7 separate regions of the Mus musculus genome follow, and all the other regions are linked to region 1. A link is a loop called in an ENCODE intact Hi-C map of the cell type or tissue named here. Cell type or tissue: left cerebral cortex. All regions are shown on one strand.

The links. A loop is a pair of places that touch in the nucleus more often than their neighbours do. Peaks named below come from ENCODE experiments on the same cell type or tissue, not always from the same donor. Only the 100,000 strongest peaks of a DNase experiment are listed, where the experiment ranks them.
Region 2: it touches region 1 in a loop (7-fold over the local background); 6 of 42 quality-filtered maps call a loop at or near these places.
Region 3: a loop joins it to region 1, with 3 times the contacts of the local background. A loop is called at or near these places in 2 of 42 quality-filtered maps.
Region 4: it touches region 1 in a loop (2.5-fold over the local background); 4 of 42 quality-filtered maps call a loop at or near these places.
Region 5: it touches region 1 in a loop (2.1-fold over the local background); 2 of 42 quality-filtered maps call a loop at or near these places.
Region 6: a loop joins it to region 1, with 4 times the contacts of the local background. A loop is called at or near these places in 20 of 42 quality-filtered maps.
Region 7: it touches region 1 in a loop (7-fold over the local background); 33 of 42 quality-filtered maps call a loop at or near these places.

The regions. Positions count from the first base shown.
Region 1 is chr5:98,183,421-98,187,420 of GRCm38, forward strand. It overlaps Prdm8 (PR domain containing 8), which reads left to right. Exons shown (of 4, transcript NM_029947.2): 2 at 1-89; 3 at 1,041-1,269; 4 at 1,604-4,000. The coding sequence ends at 3,222. It overlaps A730035I17Rik (RIKEN cDNA A730035I17 gene), which reads right to left and starts at 2,564. Exons shown (of 3, transcript NR_153823.1): 1 at 1,624-2,564; 2 at 1,298-1,348; 3 at 1-132. In left cerebral cortex, a CTCF peak has its summit at 2,028 (motif pointing right); DNase peaks (open chromatin) are centred at 757, 1,299, 1,730, 2,006 and 2 more places; H3K4me3 peaks cover 3,073 bases; H3K27ac peaks cover 2,080 bases.
Region 2 is chr5:97,640,799-97,644,798 of GRCm38, forward strand. Gm34029 (a long non-coding RNA gene) reads left to right here. Exons shown (of 2, transcript XR_389368.1): 2 at 1,142-2,367. Among named protein-coding and RNA genes, the nearest start is that of Gm34029, 6.3 kb to the left of the region's middle. In left cerebral cortex, a CTCF peak has its summit at 1,566; DNase peaks (open chromatin) are centred at 1,025, 1,660, 2,043 and 2,522; H3K4me3 peaks cover 971 bases; H3K27ac peaks cover 2,004 bases.
Region 3 is chr5:97,357,614-97,361,613 of GRCm38, forward strand. No RefSeq gene overlaps it. Among named protein-coding and RNA genes, the nearest start is that of Naa11, 33 kb to the right of the region's middle. In left cerebral cortex, a CTCF peak has its summit at 1,684 (motif pointing right); no DNase peak of the experiment used is centred here.
Region 4 is chr5:98,026,664-98,030,663 of GRCm38, forward strand. It overlaps Antxr2 (anthrax toxin receptor 2), which reads right to left. Exons shown (of 17, transcript NM_133738.2): 1 at 3,735-4,000; 2 at 2,921-2,992; 3 at 808-879. The coding sequence starts at 3,886. It overlaps Gm34226 (a long non-coding RNA gene), which reads left to right. Exons shown (of 3, transcript XR_389370.3): 3 at 682-817. It also overlaps Gm42759. Among named protein-coding and RNA genes, the nearest start is that of Antxr2, 2.4 kb to the right of the region's middle. In left cerebral cortex, no CTCF peak of the experiment used is centred here; DNase peaks (open chromatin) are centred at 1,042, 2,403, 3,613 and 3,866; H3K4me3 peaks cover 624 bases.
Region 5 is chr5:97,380,972-97,384,971 of GRCm38, forward strand. Naa11 (N(alpha)-acetyltransferase 11, NatA catalytic subunit) reads right to left here. Exons shown (of 2, transcript NM_001033191.2): 2 at 1,238-3,898. Among named protein-coding and RNA genes, the nearest start is that of Naa11, 9.4 kb to the right of the region's middle. In left cerebral cortex, no CTCF peak of the experiment used is centred here; a DNase peak (open chromatin) is centred at 1,890.
Region 6 is chr5:98,327,176-98,331,175 of GRCm38, forward strand. Cfap299 (cilia and flagella associated protein 299) reads left to right here and starts at 2,129. Exons shown (of 6, transcript NM_001024614.1): 1 at 2,129-2,289. The coding sequence starts at 2,179. In left cerebral cortex, a CTCF peak has its summit at 2,342 (motif pointing left); a DNase peak (open chromatin) is centred at 2,344; H3K4me3 peaks cover 661 bases.
Region 7 is chr5:97,127,087-97,131,086 of GRCm38, forward strand. No RefSeq gene overlaps it. Among named protein-coding and RNA genes, the nearest start is that of Gm33609, 2.7 kb to the right of the region's middle. In left cerebral cortex, a CTCF peak has its summit at 1,590; a DNase peak (open chromatin) is centred at 1,595.

The DNA.
Region 1 (4,000 bases):
GTGTACTGAGCCATACTTCCCTGTATGACAGCATAGCCTTCGTAGCCCTCAAGTCCACGGACAAGAGAACAGTACCTTACATCTTCCGGGTGAGTCTCAGCAAGTGTGATGGAGGTGTCTGAGGGTAATTTCCTGTTGGGAGTGAGGAAGGAGACATCCTAAGGACAATGTAATCATCTGAGCAGTCAGAGCAGAGCGAACACAACAAAAATTAGAAAAGAAAAACTAGATTCAAATCATCAAGTGATTTTACTGAGAAAAAGAAAAAGACAATGCCAAGGTTGCCTGAATCGGTACTCTAGTTCTGGGTTCCCTAGATTAGGGCTTCCTAAATTGCTAAGGAGACCTTGTTAGTACTGGGGCTATTTACATATTAAGTAGTCCTTGAGAGAACTTTTACAAGTATTGAGTATATTTATTTTGTAACCTGGGAGGTCTCCCCATCGCCTGATTATTGCTTTCTTTAGTTAACATTAGCTAGTGTTCAGAGTTTGTATTTAAATTAAAACGTTAATTGTTTTGGCAGCAAAGCATCTATAATCCACGTTTGTGTTTGTAACAGGCCTCTTTCTTCCTAGTAGTTCTTTTTTTATTAATTATTTTATTTATTTACATGCTAAATGTTACTCCCAGTTTCCCCACCCCAGAGTTCCTAGTCTTTCATCATGAAGTAAAGCTGTTAGTCCTTCATGTCAGTTAGGAAGATGGGCGTGAGTGCCATAGAATAATTACTAAGACCCGAACTTGCCTTTTACTTCTGAAACACGGGAAATTTCCTCTCCTTTTGTCATGTGAGGTAACTGAAAGGGAGATTCTAAAGAGGCTACTCTGTAAGACTGACCCAATATTGCAAAGGATGGCCACTGTGCCCATTGACCACAAATGCAGGGATGCAGTTCGACTTTGGTCAACTTTTGCAAACTTGGTTTCAGATAATTGTTTGGAAAGAACAAAAGCCAGACAGATGAAATATCTCTGGTTTCTCTGGTTGCCGTCTTTCACGTGGATCCCTCTCTTCTTGTCTTTCTTAAATACTGTAGGTAGACACTTCGGCGGCAAATGGTTCCTCAGAAGGTCTCATGTGGCTGCGGCTGGTCCAATCAGCCCGAGATAAGGAAGAACAGAATCTCGAAGCTTATATAAAAAATGGACAGCTGTTCTACCGCTCTCTCCGCAGGATTGCCAAAGATGAAGAGTTACTAGTTTGGTACGGGAAAGAACTGACTGAATTGCTCTTGCTCTGCCCGTCTAGAGCTCACAAAATGAACGGTAGGTTGGCTCGGGTGCCTGGGCTCACCTTGCACATCATAGGGTGGACGAAGCTTCTGAGGTGTTGTCCCGAATGGAACTAGGACAGAAGGGGAAGGAAAAGTTGGGGAGCGTTTGACTTAGTAAATGCACAAATCAAGAAAGTAAGTTGCACCAAATAGGATAGTGTATTCATTTTTTTGGGCACTCAGCCCAGAAAGATAAAGTGGATTTGTTATGGGGAGGATGGCTAAGTGGCCTAGGGGCGATGCTAACTAACCATGTGGGGTGTGTGTGTGTGTGTGTGTGTGTGTGTGTGTGTGTGTGTGTGTGTGTGTGTTTGCTCACTAAGCAGGGTCGTCTCCTTACACATGCCTGGAATGCAGCCAACGTTTCCAGTTTGAGTTCCCCTATGTGGCACATCTGCGATTCCGCTGCCCCAAGAGACTTCACAGCACTGATGCGAATCCCCAAGACGAGCAAGGGGGCGGCTTGGGCACTAAGGACCACGGCGGCGGCGGCGGTGGTAAAGAGCAACAGCAGCAGCAACAGCAGCAGCAACAGGAGGCGCCGTTGATCCCGGGCCCCAAGTTCTGCAAAGCCGGCCCCATACACCACTACCCCGCGTCATCCCCGGAGGCGAGCAACCCGCCGGGCTCCGCGGGTGCCGGCAGCGCCAAGCCGTCCACGGACTTCCACAACTTGGCTCGGGAACTGGAAAACTCCCGGGGAAGCAGCAGTTGCGTAGCGGCCCCGGGCGTCGGCAGTGGCGGCAGCGGCCACCAGGAGGCGGAGCTGAGTCCCGACGGCGTCGCCACCGGCGGCTGCAAAGGCAAGAGGCGGTTCCCAGAGGAGGCGGCGGCGGAGGGCGGCGGCGCGGGGCTGGCGGGCGGCCGTGCGCGCTTCTCCGAGAGGCCGCTGGCGACCTCCAAGGAGGAGTTGGTGTGCACGCCGCAGCAGTACCGCGCCGCCGGCAGCTACTTCGGCCTGGAGGAGAACGGCCGGCTCTTCGCGCCGCCCAGCCCGGAGACTGGCGAGGCGAAGCGCAGCGCCTTCGTGGAGGTGAAGAAGGCGGGCCGCGCGGTGGGCTTGCAGGAGGAGGCGGCGGCGACAGACGGCGCAGGGGGCACGGCCGAGGACCCCGACGCGGGAGGCGGTGTCGCCGGCGGCGGCAGCAACGGCTCGTCCACCCCCGCGGCGGGGTCGCCTGGGGCCCCCGAGAAGTTGCTGGCTCCGCGTCCCGGAGGCTCTCTGCCCGGACGGCTGGAGGGCGGGAGCCCCGCGCGCGGCAGCGCCTTCACCTCGGTGTCGCAGCTGGGCGGCGGTGGCGGCGCGGGGACCGCGGGGACTGCGGGGGGCTCGGGGGGCGGCCAAACGGCCGCATCGGACGAGCGGAAGAGCGCCTTCTCGCAGCCCGCGCGCTCCTTCTCGCAGCTGTCCCCGTTGGTCCTCGGCCAGAAGCTGGGCGCTCTCGAGCCGTGTCACCCGGGAGACGGCGTGGGTCCCACCAGACTCTACCCGGCCGCCGCCGATCCGCTGGCTGTGAAGCTGCAGGGGGCAGCGGACCTGAACGGAGCCTGCGGGCCCCTGGCGAGCGGCGGTGGCGGTGGCTTGCCCAAGCAGAGCCCCTTCCTCTACGCCACCGCCTTCTGGCCCAAGAGCTCGGCTGCGGCGGCAGCGGCGGCGGCGGCCGCCGCCGGGCCCCTGCAGCTGCAACTGCCCTCCGCGCTCACCCTGCTGCCGCCCTCCTTCACTTCGCTGTGTCTGCCCGCGCAGAACTGGTGCGCCAAATGCAACGCCTCCTTCCGCATGACCTCCGACCTGGTGTACCATATGCGGTCTCACCACAAAAAGGAGTATGCCATGGAGCCCCTGGTGAAGCGGCGGCGGGAGGAGAAACTCAAGTGCCCCATTTGCAACGAGTCCTTCAGGGAGCGTCACCACCTGTCCCGGCACATGACCTCGCATAATTAATTGTTGCGTAAAAGACTCCGGCTTTCCACGCGTGTGCACGCACAGTCAAGCCACCTGCAGGAGCAGACACGCGAGGATGACATCCACCACTACCTTATGCCCCCAAACACTGCAACCAAACACGTGCACACACAGGTCCCTCCCCTCGCCAGGAGCCTCATCATCCAAATGTTTAATTTCACACACACACACACACACACACACACACACACACACACACACGCACGCACGAACGCACACACGGACGCACGCACACGATGCACAGGATGGTGGATTTTGGATTGGGTGGGTTGTTTGAGCGGGGTTTTCTTTTGAATGCACGAATTTTCACTTTCCCAAAAACAAAAGTACATTTTTAAAAAAATGTCATATATTGCAACATATTGATGCATTTGTCATACGTTTCTACTTAAATTATTAAGCACTTATGGTTTAGATGTAATAATTATATGTAAGGACAAAGTTTATTTTAGATATAAAGTAATGGAGGAAGAGGAGATGCGTTCTGCATTTCCTGATGACAGCTGTGTTCTTACAAAAATAAACAAAATGGATAAAAAGGGGGGCGCCATTCGGTTTAAGTTTCCAGGGGGAAGTGCATGTATCATGAAATGATTATGGACTTCAGTGAAGAATGTCATCAATGATGTAAATATGTATTCCCTTTTAATACAAAGTGTAATTTTGTGCCAGTGACATGGAGTCTGAATAGTTATGTGTTTCTTCTATCCCTAAGAGATTTATTAAACGGTATAGTTTATCCAGGTATGTTGGATGC
Region 2 (4,000 bases), 540 kb before region 1:
ATGAGATGGATACATAAATATGACATCAACTGATGTCCAGAACAAAAGTATAGGATCATATCATGATATTATTACTCTGCTTACCAAACATTAAAAGACACGTAAACAATGGAAAGAATATTTACTAGGGTTTGGGGATGTAAAGATCCATAATCCTTTAGAAACAAAGTGAGGCTACTTGTAAGTACGTCTACCAACAATCAAAAAAATTGTCTCCAATGTCTTCTAAGGAAGTATTATGAGAATGGTACTTTCATTCACAATATTATATTTTTTAAGTGCTTTTGTTTTAAGGTAGTGTTCAGTGATCCCTGATTGACAAATAGGGGAACTAAGTGCTGTAGATGGGAAAGTTTTTCCGGCAGGTCAGTTACAGAGCCAGGATTCCATCTAGGTCAGCTGAAGTCAAAATCCACGACATTACCTCTGCTGTGCATTTTGTTTTAAATCTTGTGTTTAACAATCTGCTGCCCACCTTCAATGTTTGGATCTCACCTTGAATGAACAACCTGAAGCATACTTTTCCTTTCTTACACTTGGCATGTTGTCCCTCCTCTCCAGGTTGGAATCTGATGAAATCTCCCAGCTTCACTTTAATTGGCATTGGCAACATGTGGTCTCTGATAAAAAGCATATTTTTTCCCGAGATTGCAGTCATCAGTTGGGCTCATTTTTCTTGGCCCCTCCATCGAACTGAACTTCTCTGGAAAAAGAAACAGCAGCTTGTGGGTTATGAAGTGCCAGAGAGCTGAACTTGAGGGGAGGGGATTTAAAAATACACTTTAAAAGCCTTGCGAGTGCATGTGTATGCATGCGTACACTGGCATGCATCGCCCAATCCACCTATGATGCATAGGCAGAACTAGTCAGTGTATGCAAAACTCTTAAAGGCCATGATTTTGATCCATAGCCTATTTATTCCAAACATAGCTAAACGGGGAGGCCAAATATAGAAAGTGATGCTCCAGGGGCCCTACGGCCTATATAGAATTTAAACTCAAATGATTTGCAAAATCACTCCTAAGACAGCTTGCTCATACTGTCAGCGCGCCAACACCAGAAGCTTGCCGTGTATTTTTGTCTTGGCAGATGCACATTCTGTTATAAAGGTCTGTTCATCTGATGCCTTCCTTGCTTTCAGGTAATGCTCAGCATCTTCTTGCAGAGGAAGGAGCGTCGCGTCGTGAGCCCACCCGAGGGTCTCCAAGCCACTGCTAGGAGCAGTGTGCACTCCGACCCTGATCGTGGGCCGGTGTCCTGGCTTATCTCCCTTAAGAATTCATCTGTCCTCCAGAAACTACAAGTCATGGGTGTTCTCATTCCTTCCATTTCTATAATTTGCAGGACCTTCCAGGCCGAGAGAAAATAAAGCCAATTCTAGATAATGCTGGAATGATTATATTGCTTCAAAAATCACCATAGGTTTAAGAAAGTTTTGTATTTTGTTTTATTTTTTATTATTTTTTTAGATTAAAATGATCATGGTTTTCTAAACTGATTAGCATAGTTTTTAAGCCACTCTGAAGTGTTTGTTAGGCTTCGCATGCTGGTCTCCATATGCCTCTTTTCAATTACATGTGCTGCCGCAAGGATGGCTGAACGAATGCTTCTTTAAAAACAGAAAGCAAACTGTTAGGCTTTGTACAGTGTAACTAGTTAGCGTGCGACGTCTCAAACTGCCCTGATTTCATCACCAAACTGCTAGCTGTTCTGTTTGCAGAAATAGCCACTAAAAAGTGCCTGAAAATGAGATGCTCCACGCGAGTTAAAGGACACGGAAGGGAACCGAGAAAGACTTAAAATAACGCGAGATCGGGCCATGTTTGGAGCTGCTGCCAAGGGCTCTCACTTTTGAAGGGAGCAAACATAATACCCCGTGACTCTAATGTTTAGCGAATATTATTTATGTTTGGCTGATTCAGAAAATTTCAAGTTATTTGAAAATATACCTAATTGCTCATTACAGCGATTTGTAAAGCAAGTACTGCCGTTTCACATCTTAGAACCCTCCAGCAGAAAGACACAGTGTTTTATTTTCGTGAGGGCAAGGAGAGAGGTGGTGTTTAAAACAAGGCAGTGTGGTTCCAGGACTGCGTTCTGTATTGCGGTTGCTTGGAGAAAGGGGTCAAGATGATATTAGGAGGCTCTTGGTTCATCTGTGCTTAACTTGCTGAACATGAGGTTGTATTGCCAGCCTGTAAATTCTCTCCAACCCCACCTATGTGAATGCCTATCGTGGAGCCAATTCTAAGGAAATGATTACGGAATGAATGAATGGATGAAATCTTATTTTCTTGGAAGTACCAGAAGTAAACTAACTAGCATCCAAGACATCAGTTGGACAAAATAAAAACAGTGTGTGAAGCAGCTAGTAGATGTCTCTTTTCTCCTCCTCCTCTTCCTCCTCCTCCTCCTCCTCCTCCTCCTCCTCCTCCTCCTCCTCCTCCTCCCCTTCTTCCCCATTCCCTCCTCCTCCTACCACAAGGTGTTTCATCCTCCACGGCTGAGATGCTAACCTGACTCATGCTGAGCTTTGGGTTAAGATCCACTTACTCACCAGCCGCTTGGTTTTATTTGGTTTCTCAGTCTGTGATTCAGTTTTCTGTATATTAAATAAATTGTTAGAAATTATTACTTAGAAAGCAGTTTCTCTTGAGTCAGATGCCATAGTATTTTCAAAGAATTGAAATTATACCCTAACTTTTAAAAAGTAATATCTGGAATATTTCTCATTTGTATCCTTTTTTAAAAAATAATTCTTCATGAGCATGGAAAATGCTTCTGTCAGTGTTCTTAAAAGTACATGACATTGCTGTGAATGAAAATTCCTTGAAAGAAGAAACAATTGGTTTGCCAAGACTGACTGACTGCTAGAGAGTCAGGGATGTAGGGAGGTTAGGATGTTGCAGGTCCAGAGGCTAACTACAGTTTATCTTGGCCTAGCATTAGCAACTGGAATAGCAATTCCCTGCCCATCTCCGTTTCTGAACTAACATCCTGTGACTAGTTTATAAAAACCTTTTGGAACCTATTAACTTAGTAGAGCCCTAGCTTTTACCAGCCTCAGAGGTAAAAATGTCAGCAAATAGCATTTGAGGCCTATGCAAAAACTTTCCCACCTCTCTGTAACCATGTCTCAGATATATCCACCAGTGTGCTTAAACTGGTCATTATTTATGACTTTCTTTGTTCTGTTACAGTATAAAACTTTATGAAACTGCTTCTACATTGAAACATGGAATTTTGGATAACCTAAACCTGTTTTCCTGGACCATGGTCCTTTAAAGAAAAATACATATGATATACAAAGGAAAGGGATGTTTTTCAAGTAACAGCAGAGGAGCTACCTAGAGAATAATGTTAATAGGTGTTGGCTTCAGTCACTTTAGGACATACATTCTGGAGGGGCATTAGGAACAAATACACAGATACTAACTTTCTGCAACAAAATGGAATGCTTTAAAATCATTGCCTAGCAAATTGATCTTCCCTTTTTAAAGTGGTTGTGTTTCAGGAGGTGTGAATGTTTAAGTAATGATAAAACATTTTCAATAAGGTGAGGAAGAATGTTGGTTACTTGGTGAATGTAAACAGAACTGAATGAGGAAGCTCTGGATAAATACATTTCCAATAACGATTTATTTACATGAATTTCTATTCAGGAAGCAAAGTTTAAATCCCGAATCATATAAACTATTCCCTATATTCAGAAAATATAGGAAGCAACTTGAAGCTCATTTTATTCATTTCTTGAAAAAGGATTTTTGAAATACAGGTATACCTGGCCACAGGAAATCCAGACACATGCAAAATCAGATTTACACATAGGATAAATTATTTTAAGGGTTCTCTGAACACCAATGGCTTCATCCATCAACTTGAAGCTGCTTCTGCAAATGTGCACACACTTCCTGAAAAGATTTATAATCCAGCCAATACGGTACATTTTGAATGTGTTACAGAAAGGACAGATTTACAGGAGACAATCTGCCTTCATGAC
Region 3 (4,000 bases), 830 kb before region 1:
CAGAGCTAGAGTTCACAGAAGTGGGTTTGGTGATGGGCAGCATGGGGCAGAAAGGAACTGTGTTTGTAATAGTCACTAGAACAACTAGGTAGAGTTCAGGGCTGGGCATTGATGAATTAAGAATATAAACAAGGTGAGCACAAGCTTCTCAGATGCTCACAGTTTTGTCTGAGGCGTCTGGGTGAAATGCACATAGAAATTCAGGGAATGAGCTGGAGAGATGAATCAGTGGTCACGAGCAGGCACTGCTCTTGGGGAGGACACAGCACCACCTTTAACCCCAGCTGGAAGGATCTGGTGCCCTCTTCTGGACTCCACTGTCACCTGCACTCACGTATACACATACCAACGCACAGCTACAGGCATATACAAGTATTTAAAAATAAGATAAACAGCTTAAGGAAATTGCTTAGTAAGAAATGCTAAAGCAAGGTCTAAGTATAGAAATGAAAGAAAATAATGGAATAAATAACACACACACACACACACACACAGAGAGAGAGAGAGAGAGAGATCCTCACAGTGTCCTGCTAACTTCAAAGGACCCTTGAAGAATAGCAGAAGGCTGGGAGCAGTCACAGCATCACTTCATTTTTAAACAATGGAAACGGCTCTGTAGCTTAAGCACTTCCTTCAGACATGGTGGTAGGTATCCGGGGAGATATAGACTACTGAAAATCTAATCTAGCATTTTTGAAATCAGTACTAGAAAACGGACTGCAGTATCATTTCGCAATCCTCTGCGAAGGCAGCGAACACACAGGAATTAAATGTGTTCGCCATAAGGCATGCTAGTCCGGATGATACTTTCTGCTTGCCTTTGCACAGAGGAGGAGTTTTAAAGCATTTCTTGAAGAAATGAAGTGGTTTGAGAAACAAGGCAAACAAATAATTAAATTTTGTAGGGTGATTAGTATATGAACATGAAGTTAATATCCCATAATCACAAGTCTTTGCCTCTAAACATAAAAGCAAGACTTCGGTTGGCCTGGGATCTACTCAGCAAACTTAGAAAATCTAGCTTAGGTTTTCGATTCTTTTGAGAGGGTTTCACTATGTCGCCCAAACTCATCTTGAACTTGAAACCCCCTTTCCTGAACTTCCAAATAATGGGACTACTAACGTGGGTGACACCTATGCTTGGCTTAACTTCTACTCTGAGTATTGCTAACCAGAGGGGTTTGAAGGCTCGAGATAAGACTGTGAAAATTCCACGGTCCTTTCTAGACAGCGCTACACCACCCAAATCGGTGCTAAACCATAGCTCTTGAATACTACTAGATCATGTGACCGGTACGGAGGGGCTTCATCAGCAAAATGCCTTTCTGTTTGTGTCTTAAATAGAATTTTGAGTTTTTTGGAGTATGATCTTCTGACAGGACATAAATTTTGATATGCCGGACTATCAATCAAGTCTGATTCAAGAGTACCAGGCTTACATGGGGAAAATATCTGATATTAATCACTGTAGGTAATATCTGACACAACAGATCTGGTTGTGAATGCTTGTTGGATAATGAGTAGTGTCCCTGCAGATGTGCAAACTGAATGATAAGTATTGCTTAGGAGGAAGGCAACCAGCTCAGCAAATTCTCTGATGCAGTGTGCTTTTCAGTAGAAGGAATTTAGAATCAGCAGGCTGTTACACTGATAGCGTCTGCAGCATTGGGCAAAGCCAGTAGATGGTGGTCTAAAGTTACAAGTTGCTCATATCCTAACACCTGTCAGCACGGGTAATGGCCACAGTCGTTCACAACATGTCAAAATACACTTTTCTATTTATTGCATGCTATGAATTGGAAGGGGATAGGATAGGAGTGCTTTCTGGACCAGTGTACTAATTGTTTTCTAGACGAACACCTTGTTCTTGAAAACATAAAATTCATCACAGTAGTTTGAAATTATGTAATGCCTCAATCAGATCCAATACAAATGCTTTTATCACTTGCATTTTCTTTTTTTTTTAAATATTTTTATTAGGTATTTTCCTCATTTACATTTCCAATACTATCCCTGCATTTTCTTTAAAGATGAAATAAAATTTTAATTCCTGAGTTAGGAAGCTGCCTATTGAGAATCTGACAAACCAAGACCAACTCTAAGCTGCAATTGCCCAAATGTGATGTCTACCTAGCACTCTCTACTGTTAAATGTACTTTAGCAATTCAGTGGCAGTAGTATTACAATGCCTTGTAATTATGCATACTGGCTAGAATTAAAGCCTTTGGAAATTAATTTTGAGTTGAAATATTAAATTAAGTAGAATGTTTTATCATAATGGCATAATTTAAAACTAACTAAAAATAGCATTAATAATAATCATGATCACTCTCGTTTCATTAAAAGAAGAGATTTAGCACTAAATTATTAAATGATCAAATTTACGGTACCCAAGTTAGTAAAGATTTTGTAGTAGTGTAAATCATATGACATGATTTCTGTCCAGTGACTATAGCAAATTAGTTACTATAGTAAATTTTAAAAGGTGTTAATAATATCAACAATTCAGTGAAGGAAGCTTTGGTGGAATGATAACATCCTTGGACCTTCAAATGTTACATTATTTTTCTCTGAGCAGTGTACATTGTAACTGCAGTGGATGGATGTAGGGATGGACAACAGAGAATGTTAAACCTGAACCTCTCTAAGCCTGTGATTTATGGGGGGGGGGCTGTCTGCTTTGCAGTGTTAGCACTCCTGCTCCTTGTACTCAACGACCTTCTGATTTCACTCTGAAGTCATTCTTAGTTCTAAGCAGCACATATGTTCATTTCTTTTAAAAATTGGTTTGAGGGGTTTATTTATTTTTATTTTGTATATGGTTTCTTTGCCTGCACGTGTACCATATGTATGCAGTGTCCGTGGAGATCCGAAGGGGTGTTAGACCCTTAGAACTAGAATCTGAATCTGGGGTTTTAGATCACCGTGACCCACCAGGTCTATTCGGGAATGAAACCTGAGTCCTCCAGAAGAGCAACCAGTGCTTTTAACAACCACACCATGTCGTTAAAATTGAGAAACAAACCCCTATAGTCCAAAAGAATAAGAAACAAGGAATAATACATCTTGAAAGTTATTTTTTCATAGTTTAACTAACCATTCATAATTGAATTTTCCTGTTCTCAAAAGAAAAATAATACCAGTGCCTTGAGCTTTGGGGATAGTACTGGTGATCTGAGGAGGGGATTGGTTTTGCTTGTTCTATTATGTTTCTTAAGGAAAATTTTAATTAATAGATATTTTTGCATGTACCATAGACTTACAATTAGTACAGTTGAATGTCTCCTTCCATAGATCAGATGTTTAGTATCTGATACATATTTTGGAAAGTTGTCAGTGCTGAGAATATGCAAAATCATATGAGGTTACTACTGGTTGATACTGATGATAGCTCATTCCTTTAATCTCAACATTCACACTCAGGAAAGTAGAGGCTGGTAGATCAAGGCTAGTCTACAAGGCAAGTTCCAGGACAGTTAGGACTACACAGTGAGACCCTGTATTACACACACACACACACACACACACACACACACACACACACACTCTCTTACACGGTGTGACTCAAATAAATCACCTTTCTTCATTCTCTTATTTTCCTAATTTAAATATTAATAAACATGGAAACGTTAAACTGCAAATCTGTATGTGTTAATACAAAACAGAAGTTTCAAAAACAATGGGAGAATATGTCACCCCATCAAGTTTCTCTTCAATGAGAACTTTAGAACAATCTGCATTGAGAAAGTTCGTTTAGGGTAGAGTAGCACCTGTTCTATTAGCCGAACACTGTGACTGTGGTTGTGGTCCTCTGCCTTTAACAGAACTCCAGAATCGCTTTTGCAGAAAGGAGTCTACATTGCTGGAGATGTCTCATAAAGTGTGGGAGCTGCAGGTATGTCTCAGGGGTAGAGCAAGTAGCATAATGAGGTCTTGAGTTCAGTTCCAGCACCAAATCACACACACACACACACACACACACACACAGACACACACCATG
Region 4 (4,000 bases), 160 kb before region 1:
AAGTTATCTCCTTCAGTGCTTTTAAATAGTATGCCTTATTGATCTTTTTAAACTGAAAGCTCAAGAAATAAGGATTAAAGCATATTAACTGGGTTTTACAAAAGAAACCTAAAAACTATTTTCACAATTATTTTTTAGAAATTCACACATTCTGTAAACCAAAGCACTGCAGTCGCCCTTGCTTAAAACTGTGGATCAGAAAGAGGTGATCCCGAAATGTGGTTACCACATTCCTTCAGTCAACAAGTATTCACTAACCAAGGTCTTACACACTTTCTGTCAGATGAAGTAAAAATGGAATCATAGCACTCCATTTCTGATCGTAGACTCCACAGTCAAGAAAACAAAAGTAACCCCAGGAAAAGCAGCCATGAGTCAGATACGTGGATGGTTGCTTCCAATGTACCACACTATGATCAGACACCATAGAAAGGGTCACAAGAAATGGTGTGACAATGGACAGGAAAGCCACTCCTTTTCTAAGCACTGAGGGGTAGCAGGGTGTGTGTGTGCGTGTGCGTGTGCGTGTGTTGGCGTGTGTGCAGTCTTTTGTTGCAAGTCACTGAACTTCAGAGAAAGACTAGAAATGTAGAATATATTCCACAACCAATATAGATGATATTGATTTTCAGATGGTCTACTCCTGCATACTCATGCTGCCTCTCCCTTCTGTTCCTGCAGAGCACTGAGTTGTCTGTGTGTTCGCTTGAGCCCACGGAGAGGCCCAGATCACCACACGGCAATATCAATCATGCCTTTATGATTCATCTCTCCTAAAAGCCTGCGCTGAAATGATAATGCACTAACCTGTCTCCAGTTAATGGCAAAATAATGGTTGCTTGGGAAGAAAACACAATGAAGGACAATCTCATTTCAGGGCTGCAAAATAAGGAAAGAGGCAGTTAAAACATTTTCAAAAGAAATATTGGTACAATACAAAAGCAGAGCCAGGAATCTCATTTAAAATTGGTCTCCCTGCACAGTCCCCACTTCCCTTAAATGGAACTCTCTCAGTAGATCAGCTAACTCTGCACAGCCCTCCTGTCTGCACTGCATTTCTTTTTATGCAGTCTGTGCTTCTCCGCTCTCAGAACACTCCTCCACAAATGACTGGCGTTTACATCTAGAAAGAATAACTGGACAGTCTCTAGGCTGCTGCAAGACTCTTTCCTAGAAAAATGTTCCTTCCTTTGACCTTCTCCTACTTCTCTCTGCAGGAGGCCACACCCTTCACTTAGGGCTGGAGAGAAGTCAGCTTAACGTAGAAGCCACGTTATGATAAGAGTCCAGACAAAAGTCACCGTAAATACTGTAAATGCTTAAATATCTTAATAATTACATTTCTTAATACTTTGAGCATTAAGAAATCACCTTTTGACTTGGCATTTCAAATTCCCAATCTATATTCCAGGATTTTGGCACTAATGTCACCAAAAGGTGGTTGTTTTTAGAAAAGCGTATGCTAGTGTTGCTCAGGTCTGAAACTGCAGTTGTGAAACTGAGACACAAGCTGGAAGGTCCAAAGGCCCTAGCTCCTGTAAGCACTGTGCTTGACAGCAGCTATCTTTTATTCATTTCCCCACAACATATAATTAGTAACTGAGCAACTATACTTGAGCCAGAGAACAGTATATGCTATAGAAATCCAAACTTGCAAACCAGATTCAATAAGAGCCTCGTTTTCTTCAAATGTGACATTGAAGTAATCCGTTGCTTTTGAGTAACACTGAATGACATTCTCAGCACATTCAGCGATGGAATCAGAAACTTATAAACAACGGTCTGCTTGGCTTTGACAGTTACAGATCTAAGCTCTTATTTATATTCCCTGCCTAGATGGTTTGACCTCAGACCCTGTCCAGGAACCAGAGTGCTATCTTTGGCTCCTGAAGCAGGAGACTGAAGATTGAACACCGACAGGCATACATTTTTATAGGGACAGCTTTACGGCTGCCAATAACCAAAGCGGGGATTGCCTAGGCCTCTACAGATTGTTTGAAGTTACTTGCAACATGACTTTCAAAATGTTTTGATCATCCAAGCCTGTTTTACAGAAAACATTTGGGCTCAGAAGACTGAGGGAGGCAATATTTAATGACACAGCTCCTATCCGTGTCCCTCCCATTACCCTGATAAACTTGCACTTGTTCCTGGCATCCAAAAAAAAAAAAAAAAAAAAGAAAGAAAGAAAAGAAAAGAAAAAAAAAAAAACAGAAGAGGGTAACCACAGAAAACATTGCATCCAAGGGTTATTTTTAAATAGGGATTGCCACTAATTCCTGGTTACTTCTAAATAAGAGAGTAAGCTGGATTTACCAGCAGCCATGCTTTTTATAGCCGAGGGAAACAGTGTTTGCTAGTGAAGCCTCCTGCATATATAGAACGGTTACATTTTAAACCAGCCACACACCCACACATTGTGTAAACACAACTCATTTCTTTAAATGCACACACACACAAGTGCTTTTTCAGCTAGTGGGTTATTAACACATGTTCATTTAAAGTTTTCCGACACTTTTAAAATGTGGAAGTTTACAGAGCCAAGTGTGTGGAGTTGAAAATATAGTACAGACACTATTAGGATAAAATGTATTTTTTAAATGTGATAAATTATGAGAAAGCATAACTCAAACTCAAAACAGATGAGTGGTCGAAAAGGAAAAGACATTAAGAATTGTATTTGAAGATGTTCCCTCACACCCTGGGCCAAGTTTCTGGGAGCCAGATAAATTGAACTTGCAAGGGTTAGCTGAAAGTCTCGCCTGCACACCATGTGTGAAAGGGCCACCTTGAGACGTTTAAAATTCAACATTTTGATTTCGGGAAAGATTTCCCATGAGAAGGGTTTTAGAACAGGGAAACCCGGCTGTTTGTTCGATTTCCTTTCCAATGCCAAGAAAGGTACGATGGGGAGACATACCTCACAAATCTCTCTGTCAGCTGGTGGACAAAATTATAAATTTCAATCCAGTTATTTGCTACACTGCCAGACCTGAAAAAGGAAGATAAATTGATCAGAAAGACAAAAAGTGGGCCTTAATGGCAAACATTTCTTCAGTTTTAAAAGGCGCATGATGGGGGGTGGAGGTCGGGGGTCAGGGATAGGGGGCGGGGACTGACTCCCCTCTTCAAAGTTAAGTGTGCTTGTTCATGTCCATGTTCAGAGCTGAAACTTTAGTGTTTGGGCTGAATCAAGGAAACCAGGAAGACCACACTTCTTGGGGGGGGGGGGGGGGACACTTGCTTTGTACTGTTTAGAGAGAGACCTGGCTTTTCAAAATAAAAACACAAGCCCTCATTTCTCAGGAAATGCAAGCCACATTGGGTATATTAAGGCTTTCCCCCCCCCCCCCTGGCTCCCAGTGTGATCAGGATAAAATTAGGCAAACTTTAGAATGTCCGTGGGGGTCTAGGGGGAGTATGATAAAGAGGCACAAAAGTTCCTGGGAGGAAACGAGCTGCAGGTGGCCACACTACCGTTTCCCAAAAGATTCCAGGACAAAAAAAGCACTGCACGCCTCTCCTTTGGAGAACCAAGTAGCCCTGGAGTCTCGCAGCCCCTATTCCTGTACAGCTAATGAGCTTGCCTTTGAAAGGAGTCAGCCACATGCACACTAGGGAGAGTTCCCTCGTCGCCTCCCCCAGAATCCAAACACATCTCAACTTCAGTCCTAGCTGATTCAGAGCTGCCCTCCCCCCAGGAGACCCTGACCCCACAGTCCTCCTTCACTCACTTGTCCAGTACGAAGTACAAATCGAAGGCTTTTTTGCAAGAGGGCTGCTCCTGGGCTTGCAGCAACGACCCCGGACCGCCCACAGCCAACAACCACAGGCCAGGGAACAGCCAGCTCCCAGGGCTGCGCGCCCGGGACCGACCGGCCACCATCCTGTGGCCGGGGCCCGGCAGCTCTCTCTGGCTCACAGTCCCTTGGGCTCGGGGTTCTGGGCTCCGGGCTTCACAGAGCAGAGACGTGAAAGAGGCGGAGTCACCGGGGACTCG
Region 5 (4,000 bases), 800 kb before region 1:
TTACAGATGGTTGTGAGCCACCATGTGGTTGCTGGGAATTGAACTCAGGACCTCTGGAAGAGCAGCCAGTACTCCTAACCACTGAGCTATTTCTCCAGCCCCAAAAGATCTCCTTTTAATTCTTCTTTACAGATGTGATGCCTCTAGGTAAACAGTGACTTTCAGATGATACTATGCAAAGCAACTGGCAGGAAAGTGTGCATGACAGCAGGCCTGACTTCCCAAAGCTGACCAAGAGGTAAGGAAAGGACACCTTTAACAGGGTGCCTGTGTGATTCTGAAGCAATTTCATGAAAAAAATTGGCTAAAAATTCTGAGTGAGGGAGGCAGTATTTAACAGTCCTTTTCAAATTATTGTAATATGTTAGAATGAAAAAGTTTTAGCGTCTGGGTTAATTTATTGTCAATGAACAGAATAATTGTGAGAATTAGAAGTGAAATCTTTAGGACTATCAAGATAGTTCTATGGCCAGCAACATGGTTCAGCCGGTAGGGGATTTGTCCTTCACTCCCTGGGACCCACACAGAAGGAAAAAAACAATTCCCACAATTGTCCTCTGACCTCCACATGGGCACCACTGTGGCATATGTGCCTACCCAACATAACGTAAAAAAACAAAACAAAACAATAAAAACAAAATAAAATAGGTAAGTAAACTCTTAATGAAATCCCACAGTTCACGCATGTTTTTAAAGATGGGAAAGAAAACTAATATAGCATTGTGGAGAGCAGAGAATTCTCTGAATGTGTACTGTGGATATGGCCATGTCAAGGATTCATGGGAAAACGGCACCTCCCCACTTTTGGGTAAGGCGTAGAGATAGATGGCAAGGCCTTCCTTTAGTCTGTATGCAGATGTTGCTAGTGTGTACAGAAAAAGTCCCCCCACCATTGCTTTCTCCCTCATACTTATGTCCTGAAGACTGTTTTTTACAGGGATAGCTCCTTACTGTTAGTTAAATCTGCCTCTTTGATTGAGCTGTGTACCATAAAGCCTGCCTCTTTGTACCCAAGTCTAATAAACATTCTGAGTTCCCACAGTGCTGCATTCTCCATCAGAGCCCCGACCACCCAACCCCACCTTGTCTGTGCATCTGCATTTGTCTTTTTTCCATTCCATCACCACCCGGTTAGGTCAAGTCTCTGGAAGCCATGCAAGGATGTGTGGAAGCATGCACATCAAAGGATTCCAATAGAAGATATAAATGTTATTAACTCACTTCATGCACTATAAATAAACATTTTTATTGTATGTATTTTGATATGTCTGAAACTTTCTATTGAAATGACTTGGTCACCAATCTCTTGACACAGTGTCACAAATAGCATTTCTGTGAGTGAATGAGATCCTAAATTACTTAGGGTCTAATTTAAAGTAATCTAACAAGTGTCTTAGACGGGTTAGAAGTTGATGTTCATGACCATTACTAGTCAGTATCAGCATTACATAGAACTAATGAGAAAAAGTACTTTATTTCTTGATCCTTTTAAAGCTTACCAGTTTTGGCTTAATTTCCAGCACTACTCTGTGTGTCTCCCTCACTCCCATATTCCATTATTTGATTTCATATCATCTCTTTCTTATTGCTCTTATCTCCAAGGGAAGAACAGATTTTTAGCTATGTAAGCCACAGGCTTCATTCACGAGTTGATAACCCAACTACACAAGACTTTATGTCCTGGTGACTAAGAGCTTTGAACAATTTGTTGACAAAACAGGGTTCACTCGAGTTTCTGTAAAGCCACAATTCAGAAGGGGCGTGAGTCACTCTACAGCCAGCACTACACTCATACCATGAACTATTATTCTACATCCTTGCTTGGGTCTCTCTAGGACCAGGCTCAAGGAAAAAAGCAAGCAGTCTGTTCAGAGAAAGAATCATAATTGGCTGTGTGAAAAGAACAGTGTTGTTATGAACGCAGCGTCCGAGGCCCCCAGGAATAGGAAGGCGGCTGCTTCTCTGCCATCAGCAGCGCATCCCTGGAATCGTCTGGGAACTTGCTTAACTTAAGCCCTAAACAATGTTAGAACATTGTTTACTTTTATTATCTAAACAGTTGTAACCCAAACTCGGTAGGCTGCTGCGTTGCTCAATTTCTGATGTCTCCTGGTGACAATGCAAAGCACTGGTGGCTTTGTTCAGGGGCACTGCAAACACCCGGAAGCCTTTCTGATTTCCCAATTGCTTCGATGATTAAGATCAGCTTACTAGAGACTCGGTGTGCTTGGTGCTGGCCTGGAGAAATCACTCAGGTAAGCTGAGGCTCCTCCTGTTTCTCCATCTGCTGGGCTGTTACCACAAAGACATATTGACAAGGGCTCAAGGAAAACACGGAATATTTTATCAGTAAGATTATGCTGCCCTGGAGACAGATGTTAGAAAGCTGTAATATTTAAAAATAAAGAGATAATCATATGCTTGTGGGGAAAGAATAAAACCATTTCAGAGATAAGGGAGAAAATTGTAAAGAAAAAAAAAAGGAAATTGGAAAGACCGAGGACTAGGTTGCCACACAAAATGGCAAATCCTTCTACGGAGAAAAAAGAAAGTTATATGTGTGCCTCAGGCAAGCCTTTACCCTTAGCCAGGCGTTCTCCACACACTGGGGCCGATTTGTAAGAAGTACTTAGCAGGGCTGATGATGGATTACAGAACACACTCATCTCTGGTCATCAGCTGCTTAATGTCAGGGCTTAGATTGAAATCCATATACTCCAGTTTTCATAAAAATGTAAACATGAACATGTTGGACATTTTGGTAATTAATGTTCGGAGAATATAAAAACATTACCTTGTTCTAAGTCCATATATCTGTGACTTTTCTGGGGAAGTCAAAGCCCTTTGCCTACACTTACTTTTACTGAGACACTCACCAGGGATTACAATCAAAAGTTACATAAATATTTACAATTGACATGTGGTTGGCTGTCATATATTAAGTCAATACTGAACATCTTTAAAGAGCAGAGTCTCCTTTTTGCCATTTGACACTTTAACATCGCTTTGCAAATACATTTTGAGTTCAAACAGGAGCAAAGAAGAAACTGGCTTTGATTTTCCGCAGGGTTGGGTTGAGATCCCGAGTAATCATTTCCTGCACTGCTTCCAAAATTTCTTATCTGTAAAACAGAGATAATAATGTCCACCACCTCACAGGGCTACATGTTAGTGAATGCCATGGCACTGCATGCGAACACTGAGATCCTCAGTAAATGGCAAGTGACGTCATGACAGAAGAAAACAAACACAAAAAGCAAAAAGCAACTGACATGTACAAGCAGATGAGCGTTAATATAATTGCTGCTCGCTCTTTTCTTAAAGTTTATACATTCTGCTTGTATGGTGTAGTAGAGCCCTTCTTTATCACGTTTTCCCACTGAAAAGGGGAAAAATGCCCCTTGAATCATAGAGGATAGGACACATGGAGTTGCACAGAAAGCAAGAGGAAACAGGTAAATTGCACTAGAAGAGGAAAGGGGCCTAAGGTCTAACTTGATGGCCCCAACTATCCCCTTAGTGATGGAAACCCAGACAAATAATGGCAAAACCCACAAGCTGAAACCTCCAGAGTTGTCCCTGCTTCCTGTTTGTGGTTTCTAAGAGACAACTGTGCAATGTATCTACAAGCCAACACAGGACCACGGCAAACAGTCCAATGGCAGCACAGTGAGAGAACGCCAGGGATGTTTTGTCACAGCAGGCCTCAAGCTTCCTTGGCTCTTGCGCTGAGGTGTTCCTTCATGATCACAGTAGCTTTAACGTTTCTGGAGAGCTTTACAGTTTCTGGAGAGTCACTGGGAGATAACCCCAGAGCAGCAGAGAAGATACTTCAGAGTGTACCGGTTAAGTCAGGTTTCACACAATAGGTGTGGCTGAGACATGAAGGCCAGCGATGCTGTTGAGAAAAGAGAGTGTGTTAGCAGTGAAGGCACAGGCTCTGACAGCCCTGAAAGTGCTATGGAAGAATGTCAGGGTTCTTCAGACACATGGTCCCTGA
Region 6 (4,000 bases), 140 kb after region 1:
AAAAGTGTTTGGGCAGCATTAGAGTCCTTGATTGGAAATACCTTTAAGTTGTTTAAATTTCTATGCTTTCAAGATCATTTCACCAAAGAGCTTCTGACCGTGCGGTTTCTGTCTGCGTGGTCAGTTTAATGAAGCATCCCTAAAAAACGTACAACTGCAATGGATCATGCTAGAACAATGAAGGTAGAAATCGTCCTTGATATCAGAGTGCCACAGGGTCAGGAATTCCAACATTCCTTAGCTGTTTTATGATTTCAAGAGGACGATAAAACCTTGGTGTGGGAGGATGGCAGAAACAGCGGTAACACATGTAAGCACAGCCCAGCACCCCCTAGACGAGCAGCGTGCAGTAGTGTGAGTTCCATTCTGAAGCCATGGCCACCACAGCTTCTCCTGTTTGGGTCCACGGCTGGTCTCGTTTGAAATCTCTTTTACTACACCTTTCAACTTCAGTCAGCTTCCTCCTTCCAATCCTCTTTCCTGTGCCCCTCCCTACTGTCCACCTCTCCCTCCATCCCACACAGAACTTGCGTTTCTTGCCTCCACAGTTTGGAAGATGCGCCTACTGTTTCTAGGCTTTGTATCAATCCGTGTTCCTTACCACACGTTTATTTTTCTTTCTAATAAACAAACTTCTGTATTTGGTTTTACACAGCTCTTTATAACCTATCTTTACATCCACATGCCCCTGTGAGAGAAAAGGACTATTGTTATTTTTTGGGTTTGCTTTTTTGCACCCGACACTTTGGCCAAGTCATTTAAACTCATCCTGTCTCCATATGGAGGATAACACCAATGCTGGTTTTCTAGTGAGTTTGTTGTTGTGATTAAACGAAATAATGGAGATTGTATGGTACTTAGAACAGGGCTGGTATGTGGTAAATTCAAATCAATCACCACACGGAAGCAAGTTTCATATCCTGTGGACCCCAGCGGCAGAAACTTTTTTTTTTTTTTTTAAGCTTTCTGTTGTGTTCAACACACCCAGAATAATGCCTCTGGGACAGAGAGGGGGTGGGTGGTAAGAGAGCACATGGCTGAAAGGTCAGGGTTCTGTAGGACTGAGAAGCTGATATGAGAGGAGCTAGGAGGAGCCTGAATGTCAGCTTGGACTTGAAACCAGGTACATGAGATGCCTAGAGGCCAGCTTGCCCTTCAGAATGCTAAAAGACACAAAAGGCACTTGTCCTCAAGTTTCTTTTGGACCAGACAGTACAGAGACCTCTCCTCTCTACTTGTGATAATGTTTTAGGCCACATGAAATTTTTTCCCCTCTATGCTTGGAGTTTAGTTTCTATAGCTTTCTAGATAATTATACAATATAAATTGTTGGTAGCCTGTTTTTAAAATAAAGCTATAACTTATTGTGCAACTTGGGGTCTTAAATAGACCTGGCTTTACTTTGCCCCCCTCCCCCCCAAAAAATGGAAAAGATTCATTGCAGAATCTGATTTGATTTCTACAAATGCTGAGATGATTGTAAAGTCCCTTGGCATAACAGCAAGCATCTGTGCTTCTGGTGTGGAAACAGTTGTACAAGTCTGCTCTAATGAGAAATGTTTCAGATTCAATTTTATACTATAGTATTTTAAAGAAATGAGTAAATAGAAACACAAGTCAATATCAGCTTCTCAATGGGATATATCATTCCATGATTAGGATCCCTCCCCCCCAACCCAATTTTTTAAAGGACGTTCAAGGAGGCAAGATTTTTCAAGTAATTTTCAACTTATTGAAATTTAAATAACAAAAAGTAAAGGAACTGAAAGGCAGAAGGCAGGAGCAAAGGAGATCACTAAGGCTGCTTCGTTTGGGAAGTTTATACATTGTTCCTGGCACACAAGTAACCAACCATAACTTGCCTTTAAGTTGTAATTTATACAACTGATCACGTGCTATTTTGAAGCACCCAGCAAGACTATTTCCCCTAGATTTCCGGGATACTCTTCTGTCGAGGTTCTTACTGCAAACACTGAGCAGGCACCTTCGGACTTTGCTAAGGCTTTTACACCAAAAAAGTTGGGTTTGCCCTGCAGGGCTGACCGCTCCCAGGGGTTAGAAGCCGCCCAGGGATCCGGCTGGGGCAGGGCCAGCGCAGCGCCCTCTGCCCCGCCCCCGCAACCGGCGCGCGTCCGGCCCGCCCACACCGGTTACTAGGGACGCGTCGGTGTAGCCGCGATGGATCAGGACGAGGGGCTGACGGCCGTGGACAACATTGTCACACAGTTCAACACCTATGAAGACTTCCTGGACTCTCAGATCACTACGGTCGACCTGTACTACCTGGAGGTAAGCGCGGGTCCGTCTTGCTGGCCGCGGCGGGGCTTGGTCGCCCCCTGGCGGTGACGGCGCTCACCGCAGGCCTCTGGCTTCGAGAGACTTCTCTGCAGGCTGCAGGAGTCCCCAGCCCTCCAAACGCTGGTGCGCTGCACAGAGGCCGACTTGGTCGCTGTAAAGTAGTAACAAGGCATAAAACCAGGAGGACGCGTTGCTGTGTGCACCTGAGGGCAGGGCAGCGGGAGGTCCCGGATGCTCGAGAAGACTTAGTTGGAGGGATCTTCAAGCTCCGAGCTCCTAACTCCCAACTGCAAGTCTCACAGCCTGGGCTCAGGTTTTCAAAGGAGTCCATCTCCATATTAAGGACAAACAGAGCAAGCACCATTGGGGGCGGGGGGGGGGGGGGAGAATCAACCCTACAGAACTCTGGGAAGGACTTGAATTTGGCCAACTCCCCTCATTTCTCCTGTGCACAAGGCAGTTTATCATATAGACACCCCTCCTTTTTAAATAGGTGCCACTGTATGAAAATAATCTTAAATGAAGAAAATTTGTCCCTTTTGAAATTATCTGTTAAAATAGTTACAAAACATGATTTTTAACAGCAACAGCAGCGATATCACCAAACAACCAAGCTTTTACGTTTATTAGATGGGTAACTTAAAGTTCCATTTGTGTGTACGCACACATGCATAAAAAGTCAGTGGGCAACTTGGAATCGGTTCTGAACTTGTATTCTGTGGTGTCCAGGGAATGAACTCAAGTTTGGCAGCAAGCACCTTTTCCTTAAGCCGTCTCTCCTGCTTTTAGCCAATATTTTAAACCCACAGAAGTTGCTTTAAATCCTTGCATCTGAAATGAAGCCACTGAATTGATAATTACAATAGATGTTGCAAGAAGCTTATGTAGAAAGAAGGGGAGGTAGGAAGAGAAAGGGTGAGTCCATCTTAATTATCTGACCGGCCAGAGGATGAGGAGCGCGGTTGGCACTTGGTTGGTAGACCGGAAGTAGTGATGCGGAAGTAGTGATGCGGAAGTAGTGATGCGGAAGTAGTGATGCTCCGGAGGTTGAGGAGCGTGGTTGGCGGGACGGAAGTAGTGCGTCTCCATCCTCTGTTTCCCGTGTTCACTAAATAACGACAGAACACTAAAACAACTGCATTGCCACGGCAGCGAGTAACATTAGCTTTGCTGAACTAATTAACAACTTTTATTCTATAAGTTAGCATCATCTAATAAAACCAACCAGTTCAGTGAGTGGAGAAATGATTGACAAGCTTCAGCAAAATTGCTAAGCTATGGGTTTTAGATCCTTTTCCAGTCATCTGCCCCTCTGACTAAACACAGTCCTTCTCTTTAGTGGCTGCCTGCGGACTACCGGAAAAATAAAAATTCCAGTTGAATTTCTTTTCTCAGGTAAGGGGTGAAAGAAATATTAAAATGATTTAAAGATTTCCCTAGATAATGGATTCCAGTCATGGATAAATTAATTACAGATATAAACGACATGAAGTTTTACTCAAAATATTTTTTTTTCCAATACTGAGAACATTTTGGGCTAAGGATATAGCTCGGTAGTAGAGTGCTTGCTGGTTTGCTTGAGGCCCTAGGTTTAATCCCCAGTACACACACACACACACACACACACACACACACACACACACACACACGCAACGACACGCCAGCTAATTTTGATATGCTTTGACTAGCTCAATGGTTTGGC
Region 7 (4,000 bases), 1.1 Mb before region 1:
AGTGAATTCTTAACTCTCAGCTACAGAACCAGAAGTTTTAAGAAAACACAGCTAGAGAGCAACAAAGCAGAGGGCACTCGGGGACTACTAGCAGGTTTTGGAGCACTGGTTTAAAAAAAAAAATCTGATATTAGTCCTGGCCTGCCCTGCTTTCTCTTTCCATTGGTGATATTTGTCTTAATCTTTAGCTTCTAGTTAGCATTATTTTTGCTATCTTTTTATGTGTAGGTGTTTTGCCTTCATGTACGACTACAACGTGCCTGTGCAATGTCCTCAGAAACAGGAGAGGGCATGGGATGTGCTTGGACTGGAATTAGAGCAACAGTGAACTGCCACGCTGGTGCTGGGATTGAGTCTGGATTCTCTAAATGGCCAGTGCTTAAACTGCTGACTCATCACTCCGGCTTCGTATTTGTTAGTTTTTATTTTCAATTAAGATTCATCCCTAAGGACTTTACTCCCTAAAATGAGCTGAGAATGGCCAGCGTTCAATGTGTGTAAGAAAACATCCATGCCATTAGCTTCAAGGAATCCTAAATTCTCTCCCTAGTTTTCCTGGGCTGGTCAGAAAGCTGGAATGCCTTTTTTTCCCTCCTTTTCCTGTTGGTTCATCTGTTCTGACTATTCTTTTCTTCCATTTCTTCCTTTGCAAGGAATGCTCTTTAAAGACCTGATCTTAAAATTCCACCATAGGCAGAGTCTTTCCTTGAGAAACTGTCTTAAAAATCCCCCAGGAGGAAGCAGCTAGCCAGTCACAACTCCGGGCATTGGGACTCTGCTCTCTGCAACTTTGTTTCCTCTCATCCTGGGATTCATTTTCATCTTGTCTAGAAACCTGAGAGGAAGCCCTACACAATCGGAGGAGAGGCCCTTGGTATTGCAAACATCATATGCCCCAGTACAGGGGAATACCAGGGCCAGGAAGCAGGACTGGGTGGGTTGGGGAGCAGGGCGGGGGGGGGGGGGGGGTATAGGGGGCTTTGGAGATAGCATTTGAAATGTAAATGAAGAAAATATTTAATAAAATGCCTTAAAATAAATTTTTAAAAGACCTCATTGAACCAGTGAATAAAATGATTTTAATGTTTAAAAAAAAAAAAAGTTAAATAATCCCCAATGCATGGGCGGACTATTTAAGGATAAAGAAACCCAACTCCTACCTGTCCAAAGGGATAGGGCAAGCAATAGTGAGAGCTCCCTGGGGGGGAATACTTTTCTGTAAACACGAACAAACCCACTAAGGTAAATGTGCACACCCTAATTCTGTTTCCATACTGGAACGCGAGACTCTATTCACACTAACCGGAAGTGCCGTATTTCGTTCATATCTACATCCCAGCTCTCAGTACAGTACCTGCCACGCGGTAATACCTATTGAAATGAAACTCAAAAAGCTGCCCATGGATCGGCCCGTGTTACTTCCTGTTCATCAATAAAAGATAGCCTCACTTTCTGTGAGAATTTGTAAGAATGTGTCTAACACGTTCTTACAAATAGAGTTATGGGATTTGTCCTGGGTGCAGCAGCGTCTTAGAGGAAGATGCAAGAATAGATATCTGGGATATTCTTAGCCGGTTGCAATGCACCCTGTGTTGGGTAGAGGGCAATGTTGGCACACAAAATGTAAGACAAGCATTTTCAGAAGAGGCGTCCAGGCTTCAGTCAGTTGCTTGCGCCTCATTTCCATCGCAGCAGCCAGCACCAGCACCACCACCGTTATTAATGGCGGCCTATGTCATGGCTAGTAAGTGGGACCACTGATTTTCTTTTGAACCCAAGTTTTCTCACTGTTAGCTCAATAGGTTTCCCTGGGACATTATAATGATTTCTTTCAATGGATTTGTCTTTTGCTAGTTACGTATGTCTCGTTATAAGAGTAATATTACCGGGGGCTGGAGAGATGGCTCAGTGGTTAAGGTCACTAACTGCTCTTCCAAAGGTCCTGAGTTCAAACCCCAGCAACCACCTGGTGGCTCACAACTGACACTCTCTCCTGGTGTGTCTGAGGACAGCTACAGTGTACTTACATATAAAAATAAATAACAAATAAATCATTTAAAAAAGATTAATATCATTGCAGAAATTCAAACTTAGAAGAGTTTATTTTTTTATTTATTTTCTTTAAATTTTTTTTGTTGATGTTCTTTCCACTGCCTCCTCTTTCTCTTTCTTCTTAAGACAAACAAGGTCTCACTCTGCAACCCAGACTAGCCTGAAACTCGTGGTCATCCTCCTGCATCAGCTTCTAGGCAGAGCATTTATGCTTATAAAGGCAAAAGTTCCCATGACTTTAACCCTCTCTCATACACAAAGTATAGTTTTTAGTATTTTCCTATGTTTGAACAGATCTATTGCTGTAGCATAAATGAAAACATACTACATATATATATATATGTTCATATATATGTATATATAATCATTAACAACTCTATGTCTCATTGTCTTAAATTGGTCAGTAGACAATCTGGGTTGATATGTTACTCAACTTCATGTACTTTTTAAAACTGATACTTGTGGGATACATCAAGATGTTGATCCTGCAGTGCCTAGCAATTGTTTTTTTCTCCTATTCTTTCCAGATTAGCATTATTGTGATTTTAGCCATTTTAATTTGTAACACATGGTGTGATTCAAAGCACTGAGTCTTAGCATCTGTCAATGATAAGATCATTCCTTTTAGTGATATGAGGATAGTTGCCAATAGCGTGGCAGAATTTGGCGGTCCATTGTGATGTTGTTAATGGCAGCAAAAAAGAACTTATGGGGAATGGCTTTTTCTACTTAAGCCTCAGCCAGTTCTTTGAAGTTTCCTTTAGCTCTCCACACAAAATTAAAACCAAGGAAACTTTGGATTTTTTCCAAAGCAAAATCATTTTCCCCCCTATGTCCAAGGTTTGTATGATACAGATAATTTAATGGGGCTAGCTGATATTGGTATGTCACTTCTCAATGTGTTGACATTGTATGCTGGAGTGATAATAACAGGGTATGTATGGAGGTGCAGGGAATGGAAACCTATGGGATGCGGGAGATGGGGTGCACAGAGATCGTCGGATGAGAGCAGTAGACTTTGGAGTATCTGGGTATCAGCAGAGTTTGGAGTACCTGAGTACTGTCTTTGAGAGCACTGATGTGAGAGTTTCTTGATTTGAACTCGGCTGTTTATATCTCATACTGTTCCTCTGAGCTTCAGATTTTGTGTGCATCTTTCTTATGTGTTTGAACATCTAAGCAGGCTATAAATATGCATTGTGCAGGATATAATATGTATTGTGCTCACCAAGAATATTTTCCTGGTTGTCCTTTCTCATAATTTGTAAGTAAACACATACTTGAGATGTTGGGAATGTGTGCCCATTATCCTGATACTGGTTAAATAAAATGATTTGACATTACTGATATCATACAGTTCTTGAAGACAGGGCTAATTTCTTTTGGATAGTCCTAATTGTTCAACATGAAAAACATCCATGAATTGGTTCTTAATATGTAAGGCTGGCTGGTTGACTTTCCAGGTGGGTAGACAGATGAATAAACCACGAGGCTGGGCTCCTTCTAACAGGGGGCTATCTTAAGTTGCTTCTTAGTAAATATTTTAGTGTCCTAAGGACACGTCTGACTAATTACACAAGTATACTGTGGTAACTGATCTAGATGTTATCTTTGGATGTATTAAAAACTGATTCAATTTGTCACAGTTTAAAGAACCCACCAGATTGATGGATTAACACAAAATACATAGTGAATATGATTGAGAAATTTTGTGTAACTCAGCTTTCAAAGATACATTTTTCTTAAATATTATCATAATCATATCTGGGGCTTGGCAAATGATATGATCTCCATATAAGCCTTAAGGCATAGAATTTCTTTTTTGGGTGCTGGAAAACAAACTTAGGCCTCATGAATATGTACAGTATTTTACAGCAGAGTCACAATTCAGCCCTGGATTAAAAAAAATTCCCTCTCCTTTGATAGAAACATTGTCTGATTAGGGTAA